Linked DNA regions of Mus musculus: region 2 is linked to region 1. A link is a loop called in an ENCODE intact Hi-C map of the cell type or tissue named here. Cell type or tissue: gastrocnemius. All regions are shown on one strand.

Region 1 (5,000 bases):
CAGGAAGTACTTCAGGGAGCCAGAGTGGGACAAGAGGTAGGAAGGCCTGAGGGTTCAGTTACTGACGCTAAATGTGACTTATTTGTATGTCTAGGTCTGTCAAAGAGGCCTATTAGTAATACACTATGGCTCGGCTTGCTACATAATTTGCCTTACAAGGGGCCAGCCTCAGTATAGTCCTAACAGTCCTTCACACGAATCTAAATATTTCCGAGTGAACTAAAGTTTAGTCTGCCCTTGACAAGAGACCGTATCCATCTGAACTCAAATGAAGGCATAGTTAATCATCTTAGTGTTCACGTGATACTCCACACTTGACAAACTGAACTTGATGACAGACTGCAGGGTTCAGCTAGAGTTCCCAGGCCTATTCCAAGTCTGGGTGAACAGCCCTGACCCCAGGGGTGGAAAGTGGCCCTTCCTTCCCATCCCCACCCCACACTCCACCCACTGTAGGAACCTCGTAGGTATAGCTGTGGACCTCAAGCTACTGTCCCCAGCGTCTTTACAGCCTCAGCAAACAGCTTTCCTTGGTGCTTACTCCCCTAATCAGGTCTCTCCTCACTGGCTTATAGTAAGCTAGGAGTCCTTTTGGCAGGGACTTTCCTCTGGCCTTAGAGAAGAATCAGGAGTGTGGAATCTGGGTGGTCAGCCCTTTGAACTTGCAGGTTTAAGGAAAACCAAAGGAGGCCCTTTAAACTCAGCAGTAGCCAGTTACATAGTGGAGGGCTTGCTCGGGTGTGAAGGCAGTGCAGGCTAAAAGCCCTCTCCTTCAGTCAGTCTTCAAAAGGGACTGCTTAATTAAATAATTAAACAAATGGTGAAAGAGAGGACTCCAGCCTGAAAGGACAGAGGAAATGCAAGCAGCTATTTTGGGGGTGGGGATGGGGGTGAAAGAAAAGGGCCAGTGTCCAACAATGGATGGGGGCTGAATGACACTCTACAGGCCAGAAGAAAGAGATCCTTGCCTTGGGGGAATTAATCAGACTTTAAACTCTTCTCTCTTTGTTTTAAAAACACTTCTTCAAAGGCCTTCTAAAAGCCTAAGGAGGCACTGGTAGAGATAGCCTGGACATTGAAGTTAAACTAAGGTGGGCCAAGGGAGACTTAAAGCTACTCTCTTGATGCAGGCTCCGGTGTCATCAGCAGAAGGTCCTGGTGTCAGAAGAGAGAATAGCAGTAGGGGTGTCACTTCCGAGGCGCACTTGCTATCATTTTCCCCTTTTCTCCAGTTTGTCAGTTTCTAGGGTTTCCTCTACAGTGAGGACAGAGCCTTCCCACCATGACCATACCTGGCAGGTAAAAACTATGCTGCACGTGGCCCCTGCAGTCAGACCCTCAACAAGAACCGAACCTAAACTGCGAGGCAGGCCGTTCCCCACCACCCACCAACAACTAAGTTTGGGGGTTCCCGCAGCAGCCGCCTGCTGGGAGCCCAAGGGCAAAAGCGAGCAGGCCCCGGGTTGGGGGGGGGGGGAGAGAAACTGACAAGGGTCCAGGAGTTGAGCCCTGGCCTGCTCTGAGATATCAGGAGTCTACGATCGAAGGTGGCCCAGCTCCCCAGGTGCAAAAAGACCGGTTCCCTGAAGGGACATAGAGAAACTCAGCACGCCACCCGGCAGGCTTGTTGGGACGGGAAAGAGCCGGGACGAGAACACCAGAGCTGCGCGCTGGATAAAGGCGGCCACTCACCCAGCAACAGCAGCTTGAGCTCCCGGCGCGCGTCCTTCTTGTCGCGGCGAAGCTGCCGCTCGATCTCCGCGCTGATGCGCTGAGACTCTTTCTCCTCCGCAGACAAACAGCAGCAGCCGGCCATGGCTTGCCACCTCGACGGAGCGACAGGGACCTGGAGCTTAACGCCCGGCCGCGCGGATTATCCGCGCCAGACGCAAGGTTTGAAGAGGAAACCACCTGAACCAACTATGGTATGGAGAAAGAGGCTCGGATCTCCTAGGCTAACGCTTTCTCGAAGGCAGTTCCGAGGTCAGGCGAGTCCTGAGCGCTTGTGTGGTCCGGGATCAGGCACCCAACCCCGCGCTTGGGAGGGAGAGAAGAGCGAACTGGGCAGTGTGATTGGCGCTGTCTCCAGAAGATGTGCGTCCCCGGACACTGTAGCTGGGTACCCAGGTAGGCAACGCACACCGCGAATCAAAAGTTGGGGCGTCGGTGCTGCTGCTAGAATGGTCTCTCCGGGACTGTAGGGTGTCGCAGGCTAGCAGCAGGTGTGGCCTGGCTTGCAAATAAAGGGCCAGCTAGTCCCTGTTTGCAAAGTTCCGAAAACCTCAACCCGTAGACTTTTGCGGAATGGAAGGTTCCTCCAGCACTGACCGCTCTATGTGACAGGAGGGGGCGGAGCGTCTCGAACCTGCAGCCAAGGCTGCAGGAGTTGCCTGAAGTCCTACCCCAAGCCGACGGTGCCTGGGGACAAAGGATAGCAACAAGAGGCTGGGTCGCAGAGTAGTCTCACACCTGCCTCCTTGGCGGTGGCGCCCTAGTGCAGGCAGGGCCACTTGCCAAGCTTGCTGTAACCAGCAGACACTGGCTGCCAGCCCCCTTCCCGCTGCCAGATCCGGGTTCCGACAGGTGAGGGAGTTTCGTCAACTCCCAGCCTCAGTGCCAGGGGTGGAGGCAGCGCACTAGCAGACCCGAGCCAAACGTCTGCAGCCCGTTCACACACCGCATGCCAGCAGCTAGGCTCAGGCCTCTTTTCCCACCTGAGGCTGAGCTTTGCCCACCAGCTTCTCCACCGCTCACACTTGGGGTTTCTAGACTGGCTCCCTCTGCTTCCCGGATGCCACAACTCAATTTGGGCTTAGTGCAAGCCTTGGGTCAGCTTGTAGTTTGCCTGCCTAGTGCAGATGGGCCTGCTGGCTGGCGTAGGAACTGCAGCTGCCTTCCGGGGTCTGGCAAAAGAGCAAAGGGCTAGTTAACGCCTCCCAGCCGGTCCTACCTCCTGGCACCGGATGAGGGGGCCAGGGACTGGAGGGGTGAAGGAAAACGGCTGGCTGCTTTGCATTTGATGATGGAAAAGACTTCTGTTTGTAGAAAGAGTTGGCACCTTCCCGGCACACCTGGCCAGTTCCCTGCCCAGCCCTGCAGCCAGACTGCCGCCTCGGGACAGCTCCTGGAACTCTGCGTGTGGATGTAGGAAATCTGAAAGAACCCCTGACAACTCAAATGCACAAAGTTTGCACAAAGCAAACTACTCTGATTTTGTCTGTGCAGATTTAAAGGTGCGGATAAGGGATCCTCGGGACCAGAGCAAATCTTCTTTGCCTTCTATTCAAGTTGGCATATGACATGTGCACGGTTACGGAATCAGACGCTAATTCTTCCTCCGTGAAGAGCAATGGAAGCAGAAGTGGGGCGCTGTGGTCATTATATAAGAACTTGGCAGCTAATGTTATCTGGCTGCTAAGTCTTATTTACTTTACAGTTTAAGAAGTGCGGACCAATCAGGCTTTAAAATGCCCTGTATTTTAGTATCCTTCCAAGCATAATTGACGACAACAGTGTCCCCTACTGGAAAGTTTCTGGATTTTTTTTCTCTCTGTAATCTGTCACCCACTTTTCCCTTTAGCTCCTACAGGTGTTGAGAACACCACCATTGGCTCCTCAAACTAACATCTCAATCACGGCTTTTAGTCTTCCACAGATATTAAAACCAGAGCAAATCTGAATTCCAAGTTAACTGGAATAACTGACCTGTTCAGTCTCCAGTTACTAGCCTTCCAAAACAGATCCTGACAGATCGTCCCTGGCGAACTTGGCGGTACCTACCGGAACCCTTGGTACCTACCGGAACCCTTCAGTGTTCCCATTCATTTGATCAAACCCGTATTCCTTGTATAGGACACGGTGCTGAAGAAGTCCCACAGGTTTATAAGCAAAGATCTCTATCTTCAGCTAACAATACAAACTCAATGAGTAAAATGTCAACAGCAGGAAATAAGCCAAATTAACTATGTTTGGTCCACATAGGACAATATTATGTATCCATTAAGGTGATCTATGAGTAACATTATGTCCCAATGAATAACACCTTAGGATGTTTGGGTGAATGACAGCCTGCATACAGCATCGTGGTGTCACCATCTACCTCAGGGCTGGGGATGTAGCTCAGTGATAAAGCCCTCTGTGCATTTAACATCCAGCACTGGAAAAAAAATCATACCTTCCAATGATAGCATAACCATTCTAGCTTGTATAAGAACACTTGGAAGCATCCATATGCCATTGTAGCTGAGTAGCCACGAACTCAGTACACTGCATTCCCACCGTTCACTCATGACGACAGAAGAACAACAAACTGGGGAGAATCTTCAAAACACATCCGGCAGAAAAGACAAGGCACAAACATATAAGCAGTACAACGGAAATGGTATGGGGAGAATACACACCTGCATTTTTAAGAGCATAGAGTACTTATATCAGGAAGGTTAGCTGCTCTGAGTCAAAACTGGCTGGCTGATTTTAAATTATCTGATAGAGGTACCCGAAGCCCCTCCCGTCATGTTTAGATTGCACTTTCCTTAACCGTGAGCAGAGCAATGGACTAGAATCCATTCAGGGGACTCACCCAACTCTAACATTTAATCATTTCTTCAATGATTTTTCACACTTAAAAAAAAAAAAAAAGGCAAGGGATTGTAGAGCTGGCTTAGCAGTTAAAAGCCCTGGCTTAGGACCAGGTTCCATTGCCAGCACCCACTAGGTGGCTCACAACTGTAAACTCCAGTTCCAGGGAATTCAACACCCTCTTCTTGCTTCTGCATGTGCTGCACACATGTGGTGTGCAGACATACATGTAGGCAAAATACCCATACACATAAAACACATTTTTAAAGATGTTAAAATAAATGTGAACTTTATTTTGGGGGACATCAAAAGCTCCTGAGAACCATACAACGGACAGCACAAGGCAGTTAGTTTCCTATTCCTGTACTTATTTGTTTCTCTTTCACATCATCTCTCAGACCTAGGGTACGAGATCAGGATGA
Region 2 (5,000 bases), 120 kb before region 1:
AGGCTGCCTATGCTCCAGTAAATGGTCCTGCATCAGTACTTATATGAGTACCAATTAGACTTGATGGACACTTTTTTAATGCAATAAAGGAGATGTGTTAGGGAGGGTCTAGAATGAGTTAGAAGGGGATAGTGGGGGGAAATTATGATATACACATATTGTATCCATGTATGAAATTCATAAAAATGTTTTTAAATGTATGAAAATTTACAATAAGAGTAAAGAAAACGGATACTCAAGAATACAGTAAGAACCACACCTGATGGAAAGAGTGATTTTTCAGTTAACATGGACATTGGAGTATTATGCTATATGACATTATTAACATGGACATTGGAATATTATGCTATATGACAATTTTCTGCTGCTCTAGTGGACTGACTCTTCCCTGCATGGAGACGGGCTCTGTGGGGCCAGCTTGCTACCCCCAGGGGCTCCTTATTCCTGCTGAACTTCCAATCATTGCCATCTCCAGCTGCGTCTAAAGTGCATAAGACAGTAGGACAGCCCTAGGAGTTCATGAAAGGGAGTCTTTGGATCTCGTGGTCTCTTCTAGTCTTCCTTATGTAGTCCTTCTACCTGTCACGACTTGTATAGCTTTGTACTGTGCACACTGTCTACAGTGTGGAGTTGTACTTAGCTGAAGAAATGGGGGAACTATATATATAGTCCATCTTACTGGAAGTGTAAGCCCCATTTTCTATTTAGTGATTAAGTACAGAATGTCCTGTTCTAGAGGTCAGTCTTGGGTTGATCTCCATATCCCATCAAGCTGTGATAAAAAGCAGCCTCATAGGTGATCCTCAAGGTGATGCAGATGGCAAAGAACATAAGCTGGAGACAAAAGCGCCTCTACGGTGAACAAAGGAGGGACATGAAAAATTATTATTTCAAAAGCTAACTTAGTAGCCAATAGGAAGCTCTAAAAGTGACCTTAGGAAATGCTCAATGCTAGTCCCCCTGCCTCCTTGTCCCTCTTCCCAGAGTCTATTTGCTTACTCTGATTTCTAAACAGGCTTTGTAGAATACAATAGTATCCGACTGGCTGAGTCAGGGCATAGGTGCATCCCTCCTACACAGGCCACAGAGCCAGAATTCCAACGCAGACATCAGCAGATGGGCCGTGCATCAAAGCAAACACGCATGCTGACCTCTTGTAAGATCCTATCATCCCTCTACCTGTCTTGCCTTGGAATAGCCATTGAACAGGCTTCATCACCCACTCTTGTTAAGTTTCCAGCCGAGAACTGAGAATTTAAACAATTTCCAGCTTGTGTAATGAGTAATGGAAATAAATCTTTTTCACCACCTTCTGTGAGAAATTCTTTTCACGGGCTCTAATAAACACTGTCACTGTTTGAAGCCTTAAATATCTGACTGTCTGCTGCAGACTACACAAACGCCATCTTAACTGTGTGGGACCCGCTCTCACGGAGAATCTGCTTTTTGTAAAATTTCAGCCTGCTTGGCTATCTCACAAGACCACATAGAGTGTTCTTCCAACAGCCTTTGGAACTGCCTTAAGAGGCAGGAGCTCCCCAAAGCCTCATCACCAAGTTTTCAGCCTGTTCCTAAGCAAGAAAAAGAACAAAATGTATGCCCCCAAAGGAAATACTGCTGCCACCACAGAACAAAACAATATACATCAAACCCACACTCATTTCAGTACCCCTGCTGGAGGAGGCTGTAGACTCTGAGCTATGGAGTTCTGGAATAAAAGGCTCTCAAAAGTCAACAGTCCCTGACCATTCATGCTCACCGATATCTGAGAAGATGTAGATTTAGAGATGTGAGTTGAAAGAAGAGGGTCTCAGGGACCCTCTCCTTGATGTAAGCCAAGCTCCTAATACAGCATCAATACATAGTGCACACTTGCTTTGTTGGGAAGTCCGGCCAAGGATGTGGTTTAGTGAGCAGCCTATACGTGAAGGTGTAAGCAGGCATTTTCAGATGGAGAATTTTTTTTTTACTTGATACTTGAATCAGACACTGTTTCAATGTTTATATTAGTTTTTAAAACCTCTTTAAATAAACTTGGCAGAGCCTCTTTGAATAACATCATGAGTCATCTAGTTATGTAGTACTCCCAAACCAAGCCAAATCTTAGTGGTCTTTCTCCTGGCCTAAATACAGTTTGCACAGCTCTCAGACGAGGGCTTCTAGAGGCCTATTGTAAATCACTAAGTCTCTGCAGCCAGCTCTCAGGAATTTTAGAGGCAGGATAAATCATAATTCATTCTTGCATTGTGATAACACACAGCCATGTCTGAATTAAAAATAAAATGTTAAAATCTTAAAAATGGATGGGTATGAATGAACCAATGAAGAAGCTACAAATTTTGAGTCACACACTGTTACTCAGAAACCTTAAGATCTAAAAGAGGCGGGGGACATAAGCCAGTATGTGGTTTCCCAACAGAGAAAGAACTACAGGGAGAGAAAGGACCACCATTTCTGCCTTATTTATTTTTGTATGTGGCTTGGAAATACATCATTCTATAAAAACATCATTACTACCAAACAATGCCCTTCTTTTAGCTAGGTGAGAGATCCAGAGTAACAAATACGTTTTCCTTTTTGTTTGTTTGTTTTTTGTTTTTAGGATTTTTTACTTCATTTGTGGATGTTTGTTGCGGGGGAGGGCGGTGGTGGGGATGGTATGCATTTGAGTGCTGTGCTTGCAGAAGCCAGCAGAGGGCACCAGGTCCCTCAGAATGAGCATTATAGGCAGGTGTGCACTTCATGGGGGTGATAGGAGCTAAATTACAGTCCTACGGAGGAGTCGTTTGTGTTCTTAACCAATGAGCCATCTCTTTGGCTCATTTTTTTCCTCCTTTATGTGAAATAGGTTAGACCAACTACCTTATACAAGTATAATGAAAGCCCTTTGTAAAGGTTAAAATGTTTTAAGTAAATCATTTAAAAATATATAAAGAATTAAAGGGAATTTATTTGAATAAAAATTAACCCAATGGATCAAAAAGATAATTTCCAAAGAAAATCGATGTAAAAATTATTCATGTATGTGTTAACTTTTTTGTTTATATTGTCTTTGAAATGCAGTTTATATTTTATACTTTATTTAACACATCCATATTTTAGACTAGGAGCCTTTCTGGGACTCAATAGCTCCATGGAGCTGGCAGGCAACGGGCTGGACAGCAAAGGGCAGAAATGAAGCTAAGGCTTATCATGGCAGATCTCTTCCCTTGGGCTATCACTGTCTTCCACCCTCTCCAAGACTCCTTTTCACCTATCCTGACATCACAGCACTTAGAGGAATGTCACCCTTATAAGTCACATGACATCCTGTTCTGAAGCTTAGACAACACATTCTAAATGAAAAGACAGGACCCAGGCTCATTCCCACTTCTCAACAGTAGAATGAATGGAGACACATGACCGCCAAGTTTTCAAGCCGTAACTACAACCCGAGTCTTTAAAAGCACCTCTGCACACCATGGCAGTGGCTTCCATCTCACTTTACCCTTAGAAATCACGACACAGAGCTTTGTAGCAAGGAAGAGAGAGCCCACTGAAGTCACAAGGAGAACGTCTGTTGCTTATACTGCTCCGAGGTCCCAATGGCTCGCTGGGGTGAGGGAGAGGTTAGGTCTCAAAAGGAAGTTATTTCCATGACTTGAAAGAGATTTTTGGTCCTCTGCCAAAGGCAGGAGAACCTTTTTAAAAATAAATCAATTCCTCATTTCCAAAGAACGACCATGTAGAGCATGTATGCTGGATCAAATGCCGTGACTGAGAAATGTCACCATCAGAGCCAAGAACACCCGAGTCCCGCCCCCACACCCCCTAGAACCTTACTGAGACTCATAAAAGACAGCTGTCTCTCTCCTAGTTTTCACTGAGTCTAACTGTATATACACTGTTTCTTGCTTTAGGAAGCAAACAAAGCATTACTCCAGCAATTACAAATTATATTCTGCCTTTTTTGATCTTTGAAAACAGGTTTTTGTTTGGTTGTTGTTGTTGTTTTGTCCTACGTTGTTTTGTCTCCCTCGGGATCCTTACTCTCATTTGGTGAGTTTAGTCATGTGAAAATCTCAAATGCTGGCAAATCTCTTGCCTCCTCTCTCATTCCTCTTGCTCTGCCCTCCTTGTATCTTTACTGACAATATCAATCATTACCATTGCCCCAGCCTCCATACACACTGAAGAAAGAGGAAAATGTAACTGGAATGTACATTTAGCACTACCAAGAATCAGGAAACATGATGTTTCTTCTCTTTATTTTAAAGTAGTTTGTGACGGTGGAGGTGATAAATCTGACATTGTCTTGCTTGCTTAGTGAAGGTCTTGTGACCTATGGGAGAGATAAGTATGGTCTGAGGTAAATCCAGGTGGGAAAATTAGTTCAATAAAAATATCTACAATGCGTACATGAATTTTTGTGTGTAAGCATGCATTACGTATGTGTTGTTGCATATATGCCTGCATGTTTATGTCTTTGTATCTCTACCTACAGTAAAGGGGAGAAATATCAAACAGCCAAGCAGCAGCCAGTTCATTTAGACATTAATTCTGACGTGCCCTCTGTTGAAGGAACCAAGTCTCCTTAGAGAAATGACTGTGTTCATGACAGGGCAAAGGAGCAGCAAAATGGCCTGGAAGAACCAGAATAGTAAGAGACATATGAAGAGTTTGACAGGGCTTCAACTGGCTGATGCCCACTGTCAAAGGAATAACCAGATGAAAGAGTGTAAGCTCGGTAAGTGGTTGCCTTTCAAGCAACAGGACCTGGGGTCTAACCCCAGATGATGTTTTAAAAACAAACAAACAAACAAACAAACAAACGAGACAGGTATGGTGGAAGATGCTTTGTAATCCTAGTATTGGAGAGCTGGAGGGAGACAGATTCCTGAGGCTCCAACAGCTTACTCTAATTTGTTATTTATAGGGAAGGGATGGAAGGAGGGGGGAAGGGAGAGGAAGAGAAAGAAGGAGGCAGGGGCGCAAGAGAGAGATTGGCTTTTTCCATTGCT

The links. Hi-C counts contacts between places; a loop is a spot of excess contacts. Peaks named below come from ENCODE experiments on the same cell type or tissue, not always from the same donor. Only the 100,000 strongest peaks of a DNase experiment are listed, where the experiment ranks them.
Region 2: a loop joins it to region 1, with 3 times the contacts of the local background. A loop is called at or near these places in 4 of 42 quality-filtered maps.

What each region holds. Positions count from the first base shown.
Region 1 is chr19:16,433,510-16,438,509 of GRCm38, reverse strand. Gna14 (guanine nucleotide binding protein, alpha 14) reads right to left here and starts at 2,843. Exons shown (of 7, transcript NM_008137.4): 1 at 1,693-2,843. The coding sequence starts at 1,816. In gastrocnemius, CTCF peaks have their summits at 2,871 and 3,515 (motif pointing left); DNase peaks (open chromatin) are centred at 1,755, 2,126, 2,547 and 2,869; H3K4me3 peaks cover 3,063 bases; H3K27ac peaks cover 1,577 bases.
Region 2 is chr19:16,555,866-16,560,865 of GRCm38, reverse strand. The region is part of intron 2 of Gna14 (guanine nucleotide binding protein, alpha 14); the gene reads right to left. Among named protein-coding and RNA genes, the nearest start is that of Gm41811, 25 kb to the left of the region's middle. In gastrocnemius, a CTCF peak has its summit at 2,700 (motif pointing right); no DNase peak of the experiment used is centred here; H3K27ac peaks cover 931 bases.